Regions from separate parts of the Homo sapiens genome. Here region 2 is linked to region 1. The links are chromatin loops, found by intact Hi-C in ENCODE. Cell type or tissue: prostate gland. All regions are shown on one strand. Each heading gives the region's core, and the rest is flanking DNA. Links, peaks and the distances in the headings are about the cores only.

Evidence for each region. Peaks named below come from ENCODE experiments on the same cell type or tissue, not always from the same donor. Only the 100,000 strongest peaks of a DNase experiment are listed, where the experiment ranks them.
Region 2: a loop joins it to region 1, with 2.9 times the contacts of the local background. A loop is called at or near these places in 27 of 110 quality-filtered maps.

Annotation. Positions count from the first base shown.
Region 1 is chr6:69,828,969-69,840,859 of GRCh38, reverse strand. No RefSeq gene overlaps it. Among named protein-coding and RNA genes, the nearest start is that of COL19A1, 32 kb to the left of the region's middle. In prostate gland, for the core only: a CTCF peak has its summit at 4,962; a DNase peak (open chromatin) is centred at 4,979.
Region 2 is chr6:70,161,140-70,173,030 of GRCh38, reverse strand. It overlaps COL19A1 (collagen type XIX alpha 1 chain), which reads right to left. Exons shown (of 51, transcript NM_001858.6): 35 at 11,078-11,131; 36 at 9,635-9,688; 37 at 7,046-7,090; 38 at 4,956-5,006; 39 at 4,816-4,860; 40 at 4,350-4,376; 41 at 1,014-1,067. Among named protein-coding and RNA genes, the nearest start is that of COL9A1, 140 kb to the left of the region's middle. In prostate gland, for the core only: a CTCF peak has its summit at 6,484; no DNase peak of the experiment used is centred there.

The DNA of each region.
Region 1 (11,891 bases), core at 1,565-9,564:
GATTTTTTTAAAAAAATTATGGTATATATCTACAATGGAATATTATTTGGCCTTTAAAAGGAGAGATATTGCCATGTGACAACATGGATGAACCTAGAGGACCTTATGCTAAGGAAGTAAGCCAGACACAGAAAGAAAAAGACTGTATGATTTCACCTATACGTGGAATCTTTAAAAAAATAGTCAAATAAATAAAAACAGTAAAACAGTGGTTACCAGGAGCAGGGAGGGGGAGGAAAAGGGGAGAAGTAGGTTAAAGAGTACAAATTTGCAGTTATGTATGATACGTTTAGAGATACAATGTACAACATGAGGATATAGTTAATAATATTATATTGTATTCTAAAAATGTGTTAAGAGAGTGGATTTTAGGTATTCTCAATTCACTCACACACCCACGGTAACTATGGAAGGTGATGGATATGTAAATTTGTAGTAATCATTTCACTCATTTCATTATGTATATGTGTGTAAAAACACCATGTTATACATCTCAAATATATACAATAAAAATTTTTAATAAGAAACTATAAACAAAATGTATATTAAACGACCACAATGAAAAAAAAAACTTTAAAAGTCAACAAAAGCAACCAACTTTAAAAATTTCTGATGTGTTAAATCTTCAAACACACATGGAATTCACTGGCTAGAAGATACTGAAGCAAATAGTTTTGTAAGAGTGAAAAATGATACATTTATATAGCTAAGAATAGAACTAGCCGTTATAGTACCTAAAATAAAATTACAAGGACTATAAATCTTTATCCTTTAGGGTATACTGCTGGGATTAGAAAGAAAATCTACTTATGATTTATGATCTTAACAGTTCTGAGATTTCTATAAGTGTTTTTTCTTTTTCACTTCTTAAACTTGCTTTGGCCAACCTTACTATGGCATTTGGAGCTTACATTTTGTAGTGGAAATATACCATGTAAGCATGATCCATGTTCAGTGTCTCAGTAACAAATATTCCTTATTAATACATATTACCAAAATACAGCTTCTTGTGAAAAATAAATTTGAGTCTAAGTATTTCAGAGTATAGCAACAGGAAGTGCAAGAAAATGCGGTCCACTATATGTGGATTGAGGTGTTTTATCAGTCAAGTGAGAGTTGGTAGACTTGGCTTAAAAGCACCATGTCATAAAACACAATAGCCAAGTAACATCGGTGTAGGCAGGTTATATACAGACAAAGCATAGCATAGACTATTACAAAAATATAATGAGAAAAAGGATGCTTTCTTTAAGGTCATTTATTAACAGCCCTTAAGTTTGATCTACAGAGAAATTAAAGTGCTGAAGTGAGACAATTACCTGGAAAGACTGGGTAATTAAAAAAGTTTAATTTTTTAAGTTATTCCAGCCTTTATCTACTTTGGTTGTTTATATTCAGATCACTGAATAATCACCCAATTGCCCAGGTAGCTTTGAGTTATAAATGAGCATAAGTTGTTTACCCAGGGCAAAAATAAATGAGTTTTCCACTGTAAGACAGAGCTAGGAAATCAGAAAGGGAGTTGATCAGAACCAAATGTCCTAAAAAGCTTGATGCAGAAGTAGTCAAAGTTGCAATGGCACACAAGCGGAAGTGATGTAAAAAACATCTAAAATAAGGGAAAAAAGATTAATCCCGTGGTGAAATTTCAGTATTTGTGGAGTCTGAATGGAAGAGATATTTTCGTTCTTTTAAAAAAAATTTTTTTGTAAGCTCCTGAATTTCCAAGAAGGCAATTTAAACCAGTCTTTATGAGAAGGCAATAATTTAAAAACAAAAATAGGAGCAGAATTAGAGTAGATTAATAATAATATGAACTAGACCTGTGACCTCCAATATTTGTGTTTCCTGCCCTTAAAATTTCTGATCTAGATTCCTTAACCATCTCAAAGAAATTCTGAAGAAAAAATGGTAAATGAAGGAAAAGCTGTTCACAACACATATTCTCTGATGCTGTCTCCTGATTATAGTCTTATATTCTTTATCTGGGTGGAATGTGCATCATCAATAAAATGTACATGTATTTCATTTCTGACCTCAAATTTTTTTTCACATAGTCTGATAAATGTTTATTCCTTACAAACAGCCATGGTACATTTTATGCCATTAAATTCTAACAACACCTCTATGAGATGCCAAAGTGGTTATTAAACCTATCAGGTAGTATACAAAGAGTTAGCAAAACAGAGGTCAGCCTGAGTTTGAAGCCAGGTTCTGCCTCTTACTAACTGTGGAAGTTTGAGAAGTTACTTAACCTCTTGATGCCTCAGTTTACTCATATGTAAAGTGGGGACAAAAATATTCCCTCCATAAAAGGGTTGTTGTGAGATTTGAGTTAATGCTTATAAAGTACGTGGAGCCATGCCTGGAACATAGTAGGTGCTAAATAACTAGGAGCTGTTAGTACTCTATTTAGAGTTAGATCTAATTTTGAAATCTCAGTTCCATGTGTCTTATAGCTGTGTGCCCTGGGAAAATCCCTTCATTTATTTAACGCCTTCTTTCTTCTTGGATAATTTGGAGATTTAAAAAAATCAAAAAGAAATTTCACAAGGGTGTCATGAAGACTTAATGGGATAAAATGTGTCGCAGTTATTTGTAATGTACAAGGAATAAAAGTTGACCTAGACGGCTAAGAAGTTTTGGCGCCAGAAGTCAACTGTATATATATAATACTAACTTACTTAGACACCAATGTTCACTGACTTTCTGACTCTGGGAGTACATTCCAGATTTGTTCTGTAATAAAGGAAAGTAAAACTGATCCTTAACCCATCAAGGCTCCTGTACTTACCATGGAAAATGACAATGTTAAAAATTACACTTCTGACAAAAGTTACATGTTAACAATAGCTTTTCTTTTCAGTATGAACATCATTCTCAGTTTATGTGATAGTATTGTAATCAAAGGTTCAGAAAAGCTAATGAAATACTATAAAATGTCAACTGTAAAAATAATTTTAGTGGAACGAATTGGAGAAGTGGAAAAGACAAATTGGTTAGGAATAAGACCATCCTAATAATTAGCCATTAGAAAATGGTCTCACTGAGCAAAATAAAGGTCACATGGGGGTCAGCTGCTAAGGTTCTGAATTATCAATCAGAAAGTGGATAATATTCAGAAATCAATGGAGAAACTAAAGACTTTAAGCCATGCAACACAATCAACAATGAATTACACTTACATAAACACTTTCTTCAAGTCTCCAAATACATGGCAATCATGACAAACGAGGCAAAAGTAGGTGGAAGGTTGAGGAAGGAAGAAACTTGGCTTTACATCTGGTGATGGGGCAATTTTAAGAGTTCCTCTTCTGATATGGGTTTTGAATATACCGAACAGGAAATGAAGGTCTTATCCTAAATTCAATGGCATTTCCCTCAAATGGCAAGTGGTTTCTCCAAGATTGTGTCTAGACAAAGGAATCCATGACTGGGTGTGGCAGTACCTGGGCACGTCCTTGTTCATCAGTCCTTTTGGTCAGGGGCTCTGACTTGGTTGTCCTTCTGGCTCCTGCAGTGTCAAGGATGGTTTTGCACAGTAGTCAGTAATTAAGTGTTTAATGAATGAATCTTCATATATGTCTTACCCAGTCATTTATTAAAAACTTGACGGAAAAAATCATCTTCTATTTGTTTATATTCTTCACAGTATATATGGTATAATGAATGTAAACATAGACAATTGTTAAAAATTTAATTGGAAGAGTTTTTATTTGTATTTTTGAGAAATTATGGTATTAATACATATTGTTGATCCCTTAGTGACTAGGAAAATTGTAAATTAAGATCATTTATATCAATTATAAGAAATAAAGCAAATAGTAAAAATGTACAAGTTGATCATTTTCATGTGCTTAAGTTCTACTGTAAAACTAAAATTTATTATGAAAATACTTAGGCTGTTAACTAGGCACTGCCACTGATTAGAGAGTTAAGTTTGGAAATTTCACTTTTATTCATAGTGTGATAGAGTTGGCTATTAGATTAAATGAGATAATACATAGGACAGTACATTGAACAGTATAAACCTAGAATCATGCCATGCTCAATGTAAACAGGCACTAGGAAAGAGACTATAACCAATTTTGGGTTTTCTTTTTTTAATGTCACAATTGTAGTTGTAGAAAACCCGATTGGTTCTAGAATTAGACAAACTTATGGCCAAATCCTTAGAATGGCACTTACTTACTGACTTTGAGGAGTTACTAATCTGAGTGCCAAACTCCTCATATGTAAAAGGGAGGTCATTCACTTATGCCTTCTTAGATTTCTTCAAAAGATAAATATGAAAACATATGTAAAATGTTTAAATCAGTGCCTGGCATGTGGAGTATGCTTGTTTGTGAACATTTTATCCCCCTTCCTATTCTTTTTTTCTGCTCTTCTATCAACATATCCTCAGAAGGGTGGACAGGGAACAATGAGAATATTCAGGAAAGGGAGCAAAAACTGCTATGAAGATGGAAGAAACAACAACCATGTGTTACTACTGGCTCTTCTCCTTCCCCAAAAAGAATTTAGTCTTACTGCCTGTACTTTCTCGCCTTGTTAGGTAAGGTAGCTAGTCTTGATAAAGCAAAGACCTGAATGTTAATTCTGGCCAAGAGTTTGACTTGCATAACACGAAATATTTCCCTTAACTATTACTCTAGGCTTTATTTCTTCATCTGATACTGGTATGTCTCATAATTTTACAAGTGATGGATAAGGGCTGAGAAGTGGGGCAGGAAATAACTAAGGCAATCAAAAGAGAAAAATATGCTTGTAAAGCACTTAGAGCCATGCTAATTCTGAATGTTATCCACTTTCTTATCCCCTAAGAAAGTCTGTGGAAGAAGAAAGAAGAAGAATCAAATATGAAACTCATGAAATACATCCTTAATAAAGCCCTTAAATTCCATTACTCTAAACGTCTGGAATTGACTTGAAGTACTGACAACTGTAGAGCACCATCTAGTTTTGGCCTCTAGAACTGCAACCAAGTCTTCTGATTCTCAATGGTACGTAAAGTTAATTCCCAGCAGGGGGAAGGAAAACTTACTTTTTAGTGTTTTTAGTTTATTGGTTAAAGTTCTAAATTGGCTGTTTCTTCCCCCATTCCCTCAGAAAATAAGCACGCTTTGCAACAGCTGTTGTTCATTTGCCATATTAGAGTTTCTTATGGAAAATAAATCATTCATAGGTAAATATGAAATATAAAACAGATCATAATAGCAAAGGTTTATGTACATTTAAACACAATGATGTCAGTGGTTTCATTATGAACTTCGTTCTCTGGTGCTTATGAATCAGCAGCATAAATTCGCAGTAAGTGTAATCTTGGTGTATAATGAACTCCAGTGTATTTTAGAAACAATCTAATTTTAATAAAATCAGTATTTTATAAAAAGAACAAGATTCCAGTTAACAGTTTTAATACCAAAAGTATCTTTTAGTATTGAATGGAAAATATTTTAAAACAAAATGTTTTTGCTATCTGCATTTTTTCACGGCTTAAAGATTACATTATACATTTCAGCTAATCATTTGTACTGCCCTTTTTGGTCAATTTAAATATTCCTCCAGTTGAGTTTATTGTGCATGTGTAACTATTTAGAAATAATTAAAAGAAAGGAAATAAAATTTTACAAGGGTTTTTAAAAGAATGAGAACACAGATTGATTTAGTTAACTGGAATTTTGTTCATAAAAAGACATCCTTCATGCTTGACAACTCACCATAGTATTCATGTTATATTCCTACATAACCTTTAAAAATATTTATTAGCTACAAAAAGAGTAATCACTTTTGATTATTCTGACAAAAATCTTTGGAAGTTTCACATTGAAAAATGTCATCAATGCTTCAAAATTATAATACTTTAAATTTATGTAGGACAGTAGTATCTCAAAACACTGTTTAATATATCACCTATTATCAACAAGCTTTATGTAAGAGGCCACTTTAAGTGCTTTAACCTATATTTTTCTATTCCTTAATTGTTCTACCTATACTTAATTAAACTTCTGGTTTATTTTTTTCTTCTTGCCGTGTAGTTGAAAATGTGTTTATTACTCTAGGAAAATATTTAACTACCCAATGCCAGGATTCAGTGGCTACTGGGAGCAGCGAAGTCTTAGTATTCAGGCCATTTGACACTTCTCAAGAGCTAAAACATAATTAGGCAATACTGAACCTGATGAAGGGCAAAATAAAGCATCCTTCAGTATAGCCACTTCTACAACACCCTGAAGAATTAGTCTCATCCCAACTGACCCAACCATACACTGTTCTGAAGAGGATTCAACACATTTATCAGTTGTTCTTAAATAATCCCCTTAGTCCAGTTCCAACCTTTCAACATTGTATCATATTGTTAGTTTCTATAGAAATTTTATTTCCAATCTTTTCAAAAATATTGCTTAGGACTGTAATCCAAAGCAAGCATTACTGAGCCACTTCTGGGTAAAAAGTGCACCTATCAGACAATAAGAAAGCAAATTTAGGGGAGCAAGAGGAAAATTGTCAAATCACTGGCTTTCCAGATAAGACAACTCTGAGTTTTAGTAAGGTACAAAATGTGGAATGATCACCTCTGTCAAAATTCAACTAGAATGTTTTGGACATTTGAATAAAATTGGCAGATTTAATTATGCTTTTTATTTTCAAATTGGTTTTTGGGACTCAATGCAAACATTTGAAATGTCAAGGATTTAAGCTATTTGTTAACCAATTTACAAATAGGAGCATATATATCTTACTTTGCAAAGTTACCTAATATGTTTTTTTAAAAAGGTAATTAATTTGTAAATATATATTCTTTTCTCCAAAACAAAATTGCTCTTATCTTATGGTTTTCTACAATACAGAAACAGTCTCTGAATATATAACTGCCTAAAGGTTTCTACTTTTTTATTTTTACTCATCTAGATAAAAAATTCAAAACTAATATATGAACTATAGTGCTCCTGTGCGGTGAATACTCCAAAAGGGCAAATTTCTTAGAATCATTAGAAATACAAAAGTTAAAGAGAAAAGCAAATAAAAGTTGAGGGGGATCGAATCTTTATGGAATTACTGCAGCAGTTGGTAGATAAGACAATTAGGCCACATTGATAGAGAAACAAATGCACAAACACATGGAACTTTGATCAATCATCTAAAGTTGTTTCTCTTGAGATCATGATGAATAAGCTTACAATATCTGATGAGAAAGAATCCTAAAACAGGTACAATCATCCCTTGGTATCTATGGGAGATTAGTTCCAGGGCCTCCCTCAGATACCAAAATCTGAGGACGCTCAAGTCCCTGAAATAAAATGGGCTACTATTTGCATATCGCTTATGCACATTCTCCTGTATACTTTAAATCTCCCATAGATTACTTATAATAGCTGATACAGTGTAAATGCTATGTGAGTAGTTGTTAGACTGTGTTCCTTAGGGAATAATGGCAAGAAAAAAAGTCAGTATAAGTTCAGTACAGATGCAAATATTTTGATCCATCATTGGTTAATTCCAAGGACATGGATCCCATGAATACAGAGGGCCAATTATACTATGTTTTGGGAACTACTCTTTTTTTATATAATTTTTTAAATTAAAAAAAATAAAGACAAGGTCTCACTATGTTTCCCAGGCTGGTCTTGAACTCCTGTGCTCAAGCGATCCACCTGCCTAGGCCTCCCAAAGTGTTGGGATTACAGGCGTGATCCACCTTGCCTGGCCAAGGAACTTCTCTTTTTTTGTCTTGTTTTTCTTAAGTTGGTTTTGTCTCTGGTTATTGCTAGAGGGAATTTGTCTCTAATTCTAAATTTCTCTGGGAAAAGCAACTTTCTATTAGTAAAAATGTTAATGAATTACCAATGATATCTTGAAACTACAAAAGTGTTCCATGTTAAATGTGCATTTTATAATGATAGAAACAATCCAAGTCTTGAATTACATGGAATCTTGTCTATCAATGTTGATTTGCTATTAGAGAGTGACCAGACAGTGACAAGAGCAAAAAATTGAAAGCAGGCAGAAAGAATCAGCTAAAGCACAGAGTTGAAAGAGGTGCAGAGGCCAATCTCAGTAGCAAGTCATAGCTGACAGAATGTGTAGAATGCTGGCATAGCAGGATGAGATATGTCATTTCATGTCTCTTGAGAAACATGACAACCCCATAGATGTAGCACACTTCTCATTGATTTCTATTTATCCTTTAAACTAGAATAGGCAGCACAACACAGAACTGTAGTAGTCTATCCAAACATTTTCCCTTTTATATTTACATTTTCCATGAAAATAAATTCAATGAAACCTGAACAATAAACCTAAATAAAGCTAATGGAAATGATTAAATCTATCAAGTGAAATTTAATTTCTCATTGGTTTATACTCCTCTTTATAAATTCTGGAACCACTGGACATCTATTGGAATGTTCAGTGGTGTAAATTCTGGAACCATTGAGTATAGAAATGTTGAAAAATTGAAAATCCTCATATCATCCCTATGATACTTTTGATCCAATCCTCTACAGTTTTAAAACAAGAGTCCATGATTTGTCATTTTGTTCTGTTATAAATTTATGTGACACATGGAGGTTTTTGCTAATTATTAGATAGGATATAAGTCATTCAAAATTAATATATCTACTAATATCCACTATTAAAAAATGCAGACCAAATCAAGGAGTTTGGGTTTTTCTTTCTTTTTTTTGTTTTGTCTGCCACAGTGTAGTGCACCTTATGGTCACCTAACACAACAGTTTCTTTTCCATGTTTGTAGAATTCCCACCACATGAGGCAGAACTTGCCTCCCACCATTAAAGTTGAAAATATGAAATAGTCTCTTTCCCAGCTAAGTGCACAGCACAGGTGGCAATTGTGTTTTCACCAGACTACATTTACGGTGTGATTTAATCATTGTTTCTTGCTGCATAGCCTTTAAGTTGTGTGAGTTCCCCAATACCTGTTTAACAAATCCATTTTCTGCTTAAATCAAGCAGGGTTAGTTCGTTGGCCGAATGATAGAGCAAATGAAGAGACATGGTTGCAGACCACAGTCTATCATGACAAAGGAGGGAAGCAAAGGGTCTAATATGTGCCCGGGTGGAATGGAAAACAGTGAAAATCCTGTTTATATTAATTGATAGGACTTCAGAAATCACAGCATCAAATTATTTACTAAATCATCTAGGACGAAATACCCACTGAATACAAGGCTTTGGGGAAATAAGTGGCCAATCCCCAGGAGTAGTTTGAAGGGCTTGAAGAATTGAGAGACTTAATTCTTGGGAAAGGGTAGTTATTTCTAATGGTACCACTCATACATAAAGAGAATGACAAGGTGAGGGAGGATAGCTAAGGATCTCTCTGTCCTACATTTATGGGGCAAATTTATGCATTTGTATGATTTTGTTTCCTGGACATATATTGCTCTCAAGAAAATTTACAGTGGCATGGGTGCCCGATGGAGCACTAGTACGGGCTAAAGTCACTCTTTTCACAATATATTCAGCTTGAATTTTGAATGATTTCCCCCATATTGGAAAGAGTCAGGTACAATTAAATAATTAAATCCAAGATAGATAAGAAAGGAAGTAAAAGAACATGTAATCCTTAACTGTGTTAAAATTTCCACTTCAAGATAAGTGAATTGTGTCATTAGTTAGGCAGGTTAAGGTATAGGGCATGCTCCAGCACTTGAAAATGCAGAGTGCAATAGAGAAGTTGGGAACAAAGAGTGAGCAGGAAGCTGAGGACAAGCATACAGGAGAAAGGTAACTTGACAGCAAACATTGGCCTCAATGAGAGGAACAAGTGTTTAAAGACGACTCAAACAAGACTCAAGTAAGCATTGACACCAACTTAATCTCAAATGCAGGGTTTAGCAGCAAGGGAATCTGATTAGTTGTTCAATTTGTAAGTTGGCAGAATCCCCACCCCTTCACATTTCCTAGGGAACGGGGACTTACAGTATTACAATTCGCTAAGTCAACGAGACCTCGATGACTGGCTTTCATTTAAGTTGATGTCTCAGGAGGCTCAACTGTTTAAGATTTTTTAAAAAGAACTGAGATAACTAAGGACTAACATATACATGTGAAAGTGGGAACCCAACCTATTAACTCAGGCCTATATTGAAGATGAGTAGGGAATACAAGGATTTAACGTTACCATAGATACTTTACCAATAGCACAGGAGTTTTTGGTCAGCACAAGAGTTGTGCAGTGCAAACAGATTCCTAATATCAGAGAGAAGGCCATTTCCAAAGTCCCTGATAACAAAATTTCCCGCTTCAACTAGGACTCTTCAAGACCTAGACTGAAATTGATTTTTTAAATTGTGTGGCATCCATTTGTATGGCACAGCATTCACTGAAGAAAACAAAACAAGTCAAGGGTTGAAAAATTGCCTAAGATGTTGTTTAAAAGATTTTGCTGTCATGTTTTAGAGATCACAGGGAATAAGAGTTTTTCAGAAGACCAGAGATGGTCATTGTAGTCTCCAATTTGAAAAAAGAAAAACAGATAAATCATTTAAAAGTAGATTAAAAAATAGAGGTAGACTTTGCTTCTTGAAAAAATTCCATTTGGATCATTAAGCAGAGAAATTTTCAACTTTGGGGAAATAATGTAGTAAACATTAAATGAATTAATGAGTCATTTAGATAAGATATACCAAGATAGCATCATTTCCTTTTTTAAAAAACAGTGTTTCTAGACTGGTGGTAAATAAAATAAAAACGAAAAGTGTAGTCCACAAAATATTTGATTGAAGCCCTTTTTGATAACCTGTGAAAAAGATAGTGAAATATTAATTGAGTAATAGTATATGTATTAACAATGTAAATTGTTTAGAAAGATGTTACACACTGAATATGAAGTTGAAACTGACTTTTTCTGACTATAAAATTCCTTATATATTAAGGACATTAATTATTTAAATTTTTTATAGAAACATAACTTAGGCCAGGAGGCCTAAGATGGAGATAATGCAATTAACTTAGAAGTATATAATCATCAGATACCTTCTATTTCCCATTTCTTTATAATTTTCACATTTTCATTACAGTTACTTCTGTTAATAGGCTTTGATAGGGAAGAATCAGACGGAATTGGGAATTGAGATTTTTATCTTGCTTTGGCCTGCATTTCATGGCACCTTTGTGTTTCCTTTGTTAGATGTGTTACAATAGATAACACTTTTTCCAACATCCTGAAATTTCTTCTCTGAAGACAGGACCACCTGGAGAACATTCTGCTTTTTCATTTCATGAGTTCTGATAAGAATGAACTTTGATGGCAGTCTCTCTATTTAGGTGAATGGTTTGTGTGACCCCGTTGCTCCTCTTGCTTTGATCTGTAGACATTCATCCTGAGTAGCACACTTGGAATAGAGAATCTTGTGTGCCTGAGAGATTCTGAAACTTTTACCAGGCTAATGATAGTTCATGCAGAGAAGTAGAAGTCACAAATATTGTATAGATTTTTAAAAGTTCTCCACTTGTCTTTCTAACGGAAGCCCACCTGTTCATCATGGAATGTGAGATAAGAGTCTGAACTGCAATGGAGCTGGAGAAGATACTGCATTACAGTTAGGGATTTAGCTCATTTTAGGTTTAGTTCCTAGGCTTGTGCTTGCTAGTGGACTTCCTGAAGCCATCATGTTTCATCAGTTTCTATGAGACACACTGTGAGACACAGTGTCTTCTGCAACCCTGGGTTCTCAGGGTAGACACAATTTTAAAAGTGTAACTTTTCTCTTAGGCTTCCATTTTTCTATTTTCCTCATAAGAGTATTTCTCTGCTTATTAGATTGTTACTCTTGTTTTCCTACCTTCCAAAGGGTGGGTTTTCCCCACAAGAAATTATCTTTTAGCCTCTTTTTTCTTACTGGTCAACCCTCTGCCTTGATGATC
Region 2 (11,891 bases), core at 1,770-9,769, 330 kb before region 1:
TTTATTCTCTAATAATGCAATCAATCTGAAAATCCTATCAGTGCTACCTTCAAAATATATCCAAATCCAGGCATTCTCACTATCTCCACTGTTTCTGCTCTGATCTGAGCCAGCATCACCTGGCACCTGGATTACTGGATATCTTCTAACTGGCTTCCCTACTTCCACCCTTGCAACTCTCTGGCTGCAAGTTCCCTCATGCCACTACTCAGAAATCACCGATGGCTCTGCATTTTACAAAGATTGAAAGATAAAGGCCTTACAATAGCTGTTAAGCCTTTTTATTAGTGTTTCTCAAACTTCCTGTGGTAAAAGAGCAATCTTTTATTTATTTTCTAACATATCATGAACAAAGATAATTCTACCATCACATGCTTGCTAGACAATTTTAGACAAATTACTGGACATGTTTTTAGGTGCTTACTCTCAGTCTCTGTAATAACCTTGCCACTGAACCCATAACAAAGGGTCTGCAGACTGGCACTGGTTCTCCACTGGCTATACATTGAGTAGTACTGCTCTATATGACAAGGCCACTTCCCACCTCCACCCCCACCTCTCTGACCTCATCTCCTACGACTATCTCCTCACTCCCTCCCCTGGTCTCTTTGGATACATCAGGAAATCTTATGTCTCAGACTCTTTAGACCTGCTGTTTCCTCTTCCTGGAACATTATTCCTCCAGACTGGAGGGGACTTGGCTCTCCCTCTCACCTCCTTCAGGTCTTTGCTCAGATACTGCCCTCCTACCCCGTCAGCATTCCTGATCCTCCTTAACCCATTCTACTTTTTCTTTCTTTCCATAGCCCCAACAATAAGATGTAATTTTAAAATGTTTATTCTTTTAGTTTCTATATCCTTTTGCTAGAATGTAAGTCCCATGAGTACATACATTTTTGTCTGTTTTGTTCCTTTATATATCCCTAACCTAAAACAGTTTTTGGCACATTAGGTGCTCAGTAAACAATTTTGAATGTTGAATAAATGAACACATTTCTAACTTCTGTGCTTACCTTTACACCTGGAAATCCTTCTAATCCTGGCAACCCCATTGCACCAGGCTCTCCCTGTTAAATATGAACATAAGAAATGCAGGAGCAATAATCAAAATGTTTTTAAGCATTGGTTTCCAAAGCAAAGATTTTTTTGCTTAACCTTCCCACCCCAAACATTGATGTGTAATTTAGCAAGGAAATGATATGCCCTATTTTTAAGTAATGTATTATTGCATTTGATGTTTGAAAATAGTTTGAGAATAAAAGCTATTCTCCAGAGAGGTATATTTTCTGATTAATCATTTTCATTCTGATTGAGAATCTAATCAGAATGAATCCCTCTACTCAGTGATAACTCCAATTTCAATAAGAACTAGAATGAAAGATGGGGCTTTAATAAAGTTTGCCAATTTGTGAGCTACCTGGTGCTGCTAGATTTTCAGAGAATAAGAATAAACTGTTTAAGAGTAGATGAAGATGGAGCACTCAAAGCAGTGTTTATCATCTTTAAGTATTCTCTGCAGCTGGACAAGAATTGTGAATGCTTAAGAAGTTGACCCCAGGATCATTATCTCCAATAACACTAAAAGTTATTGCTCAAGTTGATGAGTCACTGGAAGGGGGTAGATTAGTGTTTTCTATTTTTAAAAATCTTTACATTTTCTAGTGTATGGTCCCAGGCTAGCTGGAGCCTGTAGATCCTCAAGAAACACTTTGGGAAAAGCTGTGGTGAAGGAAGTTGCTAACTCTGAACAAAAAAAGCATTAGGGAAGGGGTGTTCAATATTTTGGCTTCCCTGGGCCACATTGGAAGAAAAAGAATTGTCTTCCAATAAAATACACTAACACTAACGATAGCTGATGAGCTAAAATAATCACACACAAAAAGATCTCCTAATGTTTTAAGAAAGTTTACAAATTTGTGTTGGCCATATTCAAAGCTTTCCTGAGCTGCATGCAGCCCATGGGCCATGGGTTGGACAAGCTTGCATTAGGGCTTTAAGTTAAAAAAGAGATAAAGTGGGGAGTTGTTTGATGCCTTCTTGTTAATAAATTAATGTTCACTGCAAATATTTTCTTAGGACACCGGATGCTTTAGACATAATCACAAAGAAACAAGAGCTTTCAAATTGTGTTCTCTGTAAGTGTGTTTTTGCATACATAATTCCAATCTGCTTCAAAAATATTACCAGGGATATAACTTCATTATTATTTATAACATTGCCCTTATTACAGAATACTTAGTGAGTGAGCATATGAACTGATATGCTTTCTATGTTTCAGAAATCTTTTAAAATGTCCCCTAATATGTAACTTGACAACTGATCAAAAAAAAAAGTTCAGATTCTGTTCTGCATAAAGTTCTGTATAAGAGGCCCTAGGTTGCTGACAAAGGAAACACACTCTTTGATTCTCCTTGTTTACATTCTCAACAGTCCTTAAGACAGAGGTGCTCAATCAATCAACATTTGTTGAAAGTAGCAATAATTAAATATTTAATTAAACATCATTTATAAACTGAATACCAAAGGAATGAAATGGAGCGCCTCAGAAGATAATAAATTCAATTAAGGGTAATATTCCTCTAGAAAGGTTTATGGAGAAGATTAGAAATAGTGAGGCAGGTCTATTGTCATGGGATTTGAAGAATGTTGGAAGAGTAAATTTCCAACCTCAAAAAGACTTCTCAAGTTTTTGCTCTGTGATCTACAATTCTATCATTCCTGGATTATTTCTATGGCAGGAACTATTATTTTTCCCTACAGGACAGCTGGTGGGAGATGATGAGAGTTGCAGGGTGGTGCTGACAGAGAACCCAAAAGAGTAACTTCAAAGTTTCATCCAGGATGAGGCTGAATGTGTACACTAAATGTGTATTTCATTTCATGATTGCATTTTTCTGTTTCTGTGCTTCACTCACTCAATTCACATCTCTAAAAGCAAGGAACACACTTCAATCAGTTTTTATTCTTCATCCTTTGTTGTAGCTAAGAAATTTGAAGACTAATCTCTTCAAATTCTACTCAAATAGGTCTACATTTTTGTTGCCAGCCCCTTTTCAATGCCAGTAAATTATAATTTATCCTTTATTATAATACTTAAAAAGTTCTTATCTTAATCTGCAGTTATTAATGCAAGAACTTCAAAGAATGTTCCCAAAAAGTCAGTGAGAAGCCTAGGTGCTTTTAAATGATTCAGAGAAGCTGTTTTGTGTGTATGAGTATGAGAGGGAAAGACCAGGAGGAAATTTTTATCAACAAGATGTAAGAAAATTAAAATTAGAATGAAGCGTATAGTTGGTTTCAGGTAAAGATAGGGTAGACAGGGTGAATGAATAGTAAAACAAAGGAAACTGAATTACAGAATATGATCCTAACTAGTTGAAACAATGCTTTCAGGGGATAACAATTTGGCTTTTAATATATATTGCCCAATAACAAAATCAAACAGCTCTTTAATGCATCTCTTTAAAATATGTTTTTAGACATAAAAACATTACTTGTTATGACTTGTCCCTTTGCTGGTTTAAAATTTATTCATTGAGTTTTAACAAACTGTACTATAATGAAAAGGCTTTAAATTTTTTTTCACATGGCAATGGAAAGTGTTTTGAAAATTTATTTCAGCTTTAGGTACATTTGAGTTTCAAGTATATACCCAAAGGTTAAAATATATACAAATGAAACATGAAGGATATGCTTGAAAAAGACATGACAGGAGAAAATGCCCAGCAATAAAGGGCATCTAATTGAATTTGGCAGAACTTTTACAGAGGCTCCATGGTTCAGAAAGATGCTGAGAACAATTATCGTCCTTTAGGCGGCTGGAGGACATGATCTCCTTCCATGCTGAGCATAACCTCCTGATACATTCCTCCTAATAAGCAGCCTTATGACAAAACATATCTCCTGCAAAATAATTGCCTAAGACGTTTAAAGCAAATAAACAGTTCCTTTTTTTTTGTTGGGGAGATGGCAGATATATTAAGGGATTTCTTTCCAGTAAGTATTTCTCTTCCACAATCTACTTAAAATTGAATCAATTATCAGAAGAGGGCTATTAGAAGAAAGTGCCCCATTTATCAGAGTTTATATGTGTCTTCCTCCATCACAGGATGATTTTAAAAACACACTGACGGAAAGAGACAAACCTCAAGGGCAGTGACAACATCAGGACTAATGCATCTCAGAAACAGAGAACATATTGCTGGCATTTATATTGTGGCCTGCTTGTCACCACCAGCATGTTAATTGATGAACACCTAAGAAGGCAGGCCATTTTGCCCGATGCTTTTCTTTCAAAATTTAACAAAGACCAATATTCTAAATGACACAAAACATGGGAACATTCATACCACTGGGCCAGGATCGCCTTTTGGGCCCTGTAAGAGAAACATGGAAAGTCATTTTTCAAATAATGACCAAAGCAGTTACAGAATAAGAAACACTGTTGTCCAATTTGCCTTAATACACATACGAATATTAGCAAGTTTTGCTTTAATTACAGTTTGAATTTGAAGAATAAGATGAATAAATATAACTTGATGGAAATTTCATAAAAATGATTGCTTGGACATTGACTTAGTTCTTAGATTTGCAATGAAAAAAGTGACACCACCATGAAAAATGCTGTTTTCCATTATTTTGGCTGCATACATTTTCTCAATTTTATTATAATTGGTTTTACTTATTTCCTTCTGCTGTAAAATTTGGCTGTATTCATAACATGCGTTTTTCAGTGAACTTAAGAGGTTTTTATTGTTTGTTTTTCATTGTGGTTGTTCAGCTAAAGTGTGTTTGATGATAAACAACTGTACTTACAGGAGGACCGGGTGGCCCTGGGTAACTGGGAACATTCACACCTCCCTTCAAAAGAAAATGAAAAGAAAAGAAAAAGAGAAAGATGAGACGAATTTACAGCAGTCTATAACTGGATTTTAAATAATTACAAATATAAATACCTTAATTTTATATAAACTGCTCATGCCGTTTCGTTCATTAAATGGAATACCCTTAGGAAAGAGGTGAGATACAGAATTATTCTTGGAAGTTAATACTTTGCATCTCTACATTTTATCATTTTACCAAATGATACTATTCCTATTCTATTTTTTACTTTTTTCTATTCTATTTTACAAAGGGAATTTAATACTCTAAGTAAAATAATACATTTTAATTTTTAGCTTTTCCAAAGCAAATGCAGGGAAATGAAAAGGGAGTGTGAGCTACACCTGAAGCACACGGATACTTTCAGTTGGGGTTTAATTAATGTTCAGGTTTGACAGATGAGACACTAATGCATTTGGAGGAAAATATTTGCTCATTAAAATTCAGTTTCTGAATTGTCAATTTATACTAACTGTTTACAGCCTGCTAACCTGCAGGCTATAATGCCATAGTGCTGATGAAGATGTGAATAGGGAACAATTTGGCTACTGAAAAGTAATTTTTTTCCACAGTCTTTTCATACCAAATAGAAAATTAAGGTAAATGGGGAGATGACATTATCCACAACCCTGTGTGGATGTTTCTACAAAAATAAATTCTTTAGGATAAAAGAGAATAAGAACATCTTGAAAAAAATTGACATGTCCTAGAGTAACCAACACTTAAAGGAGAACTTATTCTATAGTTTAAAAAAATCATACATTTTAGCATTTAGGAAAAATTTCCATATAAAAATTTTAGTTAGAATCTTTTGTCTTTCTTTTTAAACATTTGTATAGAATCAATAGTCAAATCTGCCTTTTCCTTTCTGCAGTTTTCACATATCAGTTGCAGAGTTGAAGAAGTCACTGTTTCATTGTTTCTGTATGATGGTGGCCAGTAGTGTTCTGTGAAGACAATTTGCATGCATCTTCCAAACACTAGTGATGGAAGACAAACGCTCCATCCATTTATTACTCTATTATTTAACTCATTTATCTGACAGCGACTGAATGTCTGCCATATTTTAGTGTGCTACGTCCTGGAGAGACAAAGGATATTTTCATCTGAGATTTCCAAAGGAGGTTTCCCAGGGAAGAAAACATTTAAACTGTGTTTTGAAGGATGGATGGTTTTGGAGAATTCAGAGGGAAGACAAAGACATCTTAAGTGCATTATAAAATTATAGGTCCCTTTCATGAACTCATGTTATATTTGCTGTTCTGCCCACGGGGGAAGGAGTGAATTTTAGGATTTGAACCCTAATACTTTCCGTCCTGCTTTCTTGTCAAGGGAAAAGGTCAGTAACACAGATGAACAGATTTAGGAAACAAGTTTAGGAAATAGAGTGCTAATCTCTTCATTTACGTGTACAAAGCATGCAACTGCACGCAGACTGATAATAATCCTCATTGTCTTCGGAAAGTCACGGTCAATTCTGCCCTTTCTATGGTGAGTTTGGTTTCTTAAAGTATTCCTGTGAGGTGGGGTAGAAAAGGGTGTTTTGCGTGATATCTCAGCTCGGCTCGGCTGCGATTCGAGCGTGGCCCCACATGAGGGCAGACTTGCCACGGAGAGAGGCTCCTCTCCTCTCCACCGTTTCCCTGACGGAGCGTGCATCTGTCTCAATCACAATAATGAAAACATCGATGCCTCTTGTACTTTTTGTTCACTAAGAGCTACATAAATAGAGTTTCCTTGCATCTCAGACATCATGAATGGGAATGAACACATATAGCATAATATCCGATTTTCTACCAACTCGCATCAGCGGAAAGGATCTATTTTTCTGGCCCTTCTCCTTTCTGTGAATGAAGCACATTAAGGTTAAATGACTTTCCCAGGGGCCCCGAGCCAGGAAGTGGAGAGTCGGAGCACAAACCCAGATTCCTAAATCCAAGATGGGGAGACCCGCAGTATGCCAATCTGAGCATTGCACATTGAGGCTGAACCAAAAGGAGAACAAATCAGGTCTCTTTAAAGCTACATTGGCTATCATTTATATTTATACACGAAATTCAGAAGAATTTTATCTTTGAAAACATCTAAATGTAGTCTTACCTCTGAGTTATAAAAGTCTTAAGTAAACACATGAATTTTAAATTTTAAGCCTAGAACAACTCACAGGTGGTCCAGGTGGTCCGGGTTTCCCAGGGGGTCCGTCGCTGCCCTGCAAGGGATATATAGACATATCAGCGGCGTAGACGTTTCTACCCCAGGTTTACAAACTATCTTCTGAAATTAATCACAGAGCCATCTTCTGAAATCGATATGACTTGCCATGTTGTTTCAGCCTTGTAGTCTTATTCAGCTGGGCTCTCCTTTACCCAGGAAATACATTTCTAGACCGCAGGACAGGTAAAGGTCTTTTCCCATACCCATTCTGACTCTCACTGTGTGAGCTCTAGAAACGAAGCTTATTTTTAGATGGAGCCAGACAACCCAGGTGCTCATGTCCTGGACTTCCAGTGCAGCTGGAGGAACTCTCCCAATGTGGAACTCTCCTACAAGCAGGCAGTGGGCTCTGGGATTGTGGCTCTGAGTCAGCCTTCACTTTGAGCCTCATTTCTACCACCTTCATCTTTTGGGAACCAGAGGGGACATCCACATAATTTGACGAAAGTAAAAAAATCACAACCTGTGTTGTGTCTGCAGGAGGGAAACTTCATCTTCCATTTCCTACGTTAATATCTGACTTTACACCCAAGTCAGACACATCTTCCTGAGCAGAAGCAACTGTGGTATAGTACTGTTTAAAGCAAATAGTCACTACAATTTAAACAGTCTTAGACTTACAGGAGAAGCAGACTGAAAATAGAATTTGTGAAAATGAATTCAAGTTGAAAGTTGAAAAATGTATTTCACTTCTATTTTTATAAACCATAGATGTTTATCGGTCCATAATAAGCAGAGCTATTGAAGTCCCTCTGGTGTCTCTCAGCAGTTCTTCCTATAACTCTGCTTTTCTCTCAGAATAATAGCCTCATAAAATCTCTTAAGTCCCTCTATAGCAGGGGAAATGGCAAGACATGGTTAATTAAAAAAGAATTCAGATAGAGTAAAATTTCTACTCACAATGTCCAAGAATTTTGAGGGATTTTAGTCCATTCCCATAAATGTAATCAAGGACTTCATTCCAATACCCTGCCATTTTTTGTAACGAAAGTATCATAAAATCTTTTGTTCATGTTTATCAATAAAAATAAACTGTAAAGTTTTTCTTGCAATGCTTCTGCCTGAGAATATATAACAAAGAACAAGCATATTGTTTCTTTTCCCAAACTGCTTTGATGTGGCTATCTCTCTAAGACATGTCACATTCTGCTGACAACTGGCAGTGTCCTTCAAAGAATTATGTCATAGTTCTAATGAGTCAACAAACAAGGAAAAATATGTGCCTACTGAAAAGTCTTTTTTTTCCCCCGGCACAATTAAAAGTCATATATTCACTCTCATTTGTGCCCCAAAGCTCATCTCAGTGTGGAATTCCCATTAACTTCAAAGGCAAGTCTATGACTGAATAATTTCCATAGAGAACAGAGAAAAAAGGCTAGTGGGGTTGGGCAAGCTCCTTGGGATAAAATCAGAAAAAAATGTGCAGAGACTATCTAGAATAAAGTCATTGTTTCCTTCAAAATGTGTTGGGATTCCTTTGCTCCTTGATGTCATTATGTTCCACGTTGGTCAGGGAACTTGTGTCCTGACGAGTGGGTGGAAGCTGCTTGAGTGGCTCATGTGGACTCTTGATTCTTACTTCCCCGATCTAAATAGCTAGGCTTATTCCACTTACTTGCTGGATCTGCCTGGACTAGTACAATAGAGCCAGTTTAGATCTTAAATGGGGTAAACATGTAAAACTGTGTGGTGTCCTGTCTGAGACTCATCTAATGCTGGTCCTCCTTTCTGACCATGGCAACCCATCTGTCCAATAACTGATCTCCCCAGGAAACAAGCTATCCTGGTTCTTCAGTAAATTTCCCCCATGACCGTCTAGGGACAGAACTTCTCGACTGTCTCTGCAAGCTCTTTGGTTACCAGAATCTTGGTCCTGAGAGCCAGTCTGCTGTCTGGAGCTTTTGGAGGTGGGGCCTTTGGGAGGTGATTAGGTCATGAGGGTGGAGCCTTCATGAATAGGATTAGTGCCCTTATAAAGGAGGCCCAAGGGAGCTTGGTCACCCTTCTACTATGTGAGGACACAGCTAGTAGGTGACATCTATGAACAAGAAGGCAGACTCTGTCAGACACCGATTCTGCCAGCACCTTGATCTTGGACTTCCCACACTCCAGAACTGAGAGAAATATGCATAAATGTTTGTTGTTTATAAGCCACTCCGTCTATGGTATTTTGTCATAGAAAACTGACAGCCCCTGTGGCTGGAACTCCCTGGTAGACACCACATTACTTGCATCCTTCCAGGAGGCTCCCCCACCCAATCCTTCCACATAGATGGTTGCCCAGGATTCTGAATCCAGCCTGAACTTTTGTTTTATGGAACCAATATTCTATTTATCCTTTCTCCTAGGAAAATATCTCCCGTGTTTAGAATAACCTTTGGACCTGTGTTCTTCCAAATCCACTACAAGAATAGGTACTTTCTACCATCATTTCTACTTTTAGGCTTTGCTTGATTTTATGGCTCTCTCTGTGAAGAGTCTCATCCTGCTCCCACTCCAAGCCCCAGTTTGGATGGTAAGTGAGGCTTTTCCTTTGTACCTTTTCACCTTTTGCTCCTGTGGGACCAGGATGTCCAGTTCTTCCCATTAAGCCCTGTAAAACACAAAACTAAGTTTGTTACAGAAACAACAATTAAATGGCCAAAGGGTATTGGAAGTTGGTTACTAAAACTTACACATTTTGAAGGTCATTTGATCCTAATTAAATAAGCCCTAGAAGCTTATGTTTCTTCTGGCTGATACAGCAGCTGTATCCTGCTGATAAGCCCTTGGAAGGGTAAAATTTGTATTTGTGGTCGCTTTTTCACCTTCGTCAACCACATTTAATGACCTTAATTGGAACCTTTTGATACACTTAAGAATCTAGTCTTGCTGTTTAAATGGCAATTTACATAACATTATGCCTTTCTAAATGAGCTATAGTTTTGGTAGGGATCAACATTTTAAATACTTCAAGGCGGCAGAATTAACAGTGTGCATATTGAGTTCTATGATCTGCATTTTACCACTGAAAAATAAAATTTAATTTTAATCCTTTGGGAACAGAGTTAGCTATAATTTTCATGGTTTCTTTCACAACTCTTTTTCATCGTTTTTAATTTTAGTGAACAATTTAAAGCCAGGTTTGTTCTGTATAACTGTGGCGGAAGCATAAATGACACAACTTTAATTATGGAAAATCCTTATTTCAGAACATTAAAATATATAATTACATTCCTACTGGTGTGGTAAAGACTCTATTGGCATAGGAACTCTAAGAAAGGATGAGGTGGAGAAGTTGAAGCATGTGCTGGGTTGCCAGATTTAGCAAATAAAAACACAATATTTGGGATGAACTTATATTAAACAATTATTTGTTTATCTGAAATTCAAATTTAACTGCATGCACTATATTTTATCTGATGACTCTAGAATTAAACTGTTTGAATGAGAGATTGGGTTTGGCAAGTATAAAGCAAAAGAGATTCTGTTCTAGGAAAACAAGACAGTGAAAGACACGAAGGCTTTGATGGTGTGTTTGAGGGGCAGTGAAAGCCTTGACTAAAATAGAGGTATTTTATTTTATACATAGGAACAAAAATAAATGAAATCTGATAATCCTTAGCACACTTTTTTTTCCTTTAGAAAATAAATTCTCAGTTTGTGGTGCCATTTGACTATCTCTTCTAAAGGTTAGTGCCAAAAAATTATAAATAAAAAATAGAATGCTCTTTTATATGCAATTTCTATTTCAAACACACTAGCTTAATCGCAGACTGCTTTCTGGTCTGGTGGAATTCTGAGGCAAGTCCCCAGGACACTGAGTAGCCTTAAGTAATACTAAATGAAAATCTGAGAGCTTGGATGAGGCTACTTTTCCAGGCAATATCTGGACAATCTACATAGAGGCACAGAGAACAAAAGGCAATGAAGAAAATTAATTCACCTTGCATCAAACCAGCAGATATAAGCTGTGAGTGCAATCGTTTTAACAAATACTTACAGGGGGTCCAGTCGGGCCTGGAGCACCTGGAATGCCTGGAATTCCTTGAAGACCCTGGAAAAGATAGTTCCCATCATAAAATCTGTTATATCATTGGGAAGAAGGCATTTTAGTTAATCAAATATTTTGACCATTGAACATTAAACACTTATTTAGCTAATCGAGAAACATAATGTTTGTCATATACAAATATACTTTTTTAATTCTAATTTTTTAATTTCAAAAATAAAAATTTTTCTTTAGGGGTGCAAGTGATTTTCGGTTATGTGGATAAATTGTATAATGGTGAAGTCTGCGATTTTAGTGCACCCATCACCCAAGTAGTGTACACTGTACCCAATAGGTAGTTTTTCATCCTTCACACCTCGCCTATACTCCTCACTTCTGGGCCTCCAACGTCCATTATATCACTCTGTATGCTTTTGCGTACTCATAGCTTAGCCCTCACTTATAAGTAAGAATATGTGTGAATACTCAGTTTTAAAGAGTAAGAAGGGTGAGCTAAAATGCCATGACATGGAATCTGAAGCAAACATAATTTAATCTGGTGATTCATAGAGCATTTCTTATTTTATAGGGCCACTCCGTCAGCAGTAGTATCTAAGAATCTCGTACTGGTAAAACATGGAAATACAAATTTTAGATTGGCAGAATGCCATTGAAGAAATAGATGATTACACTTAAGCTCCATTCAGCTAGGGAAAAATGGAATATGTTTTATGATATAATATTTATTTTAGCTTGTCAGTTTATTATAAGAAGAAATTTGGCTCACTGGTGAATTTAAATTTGGAACGCTTTAATGGCTTAAGCA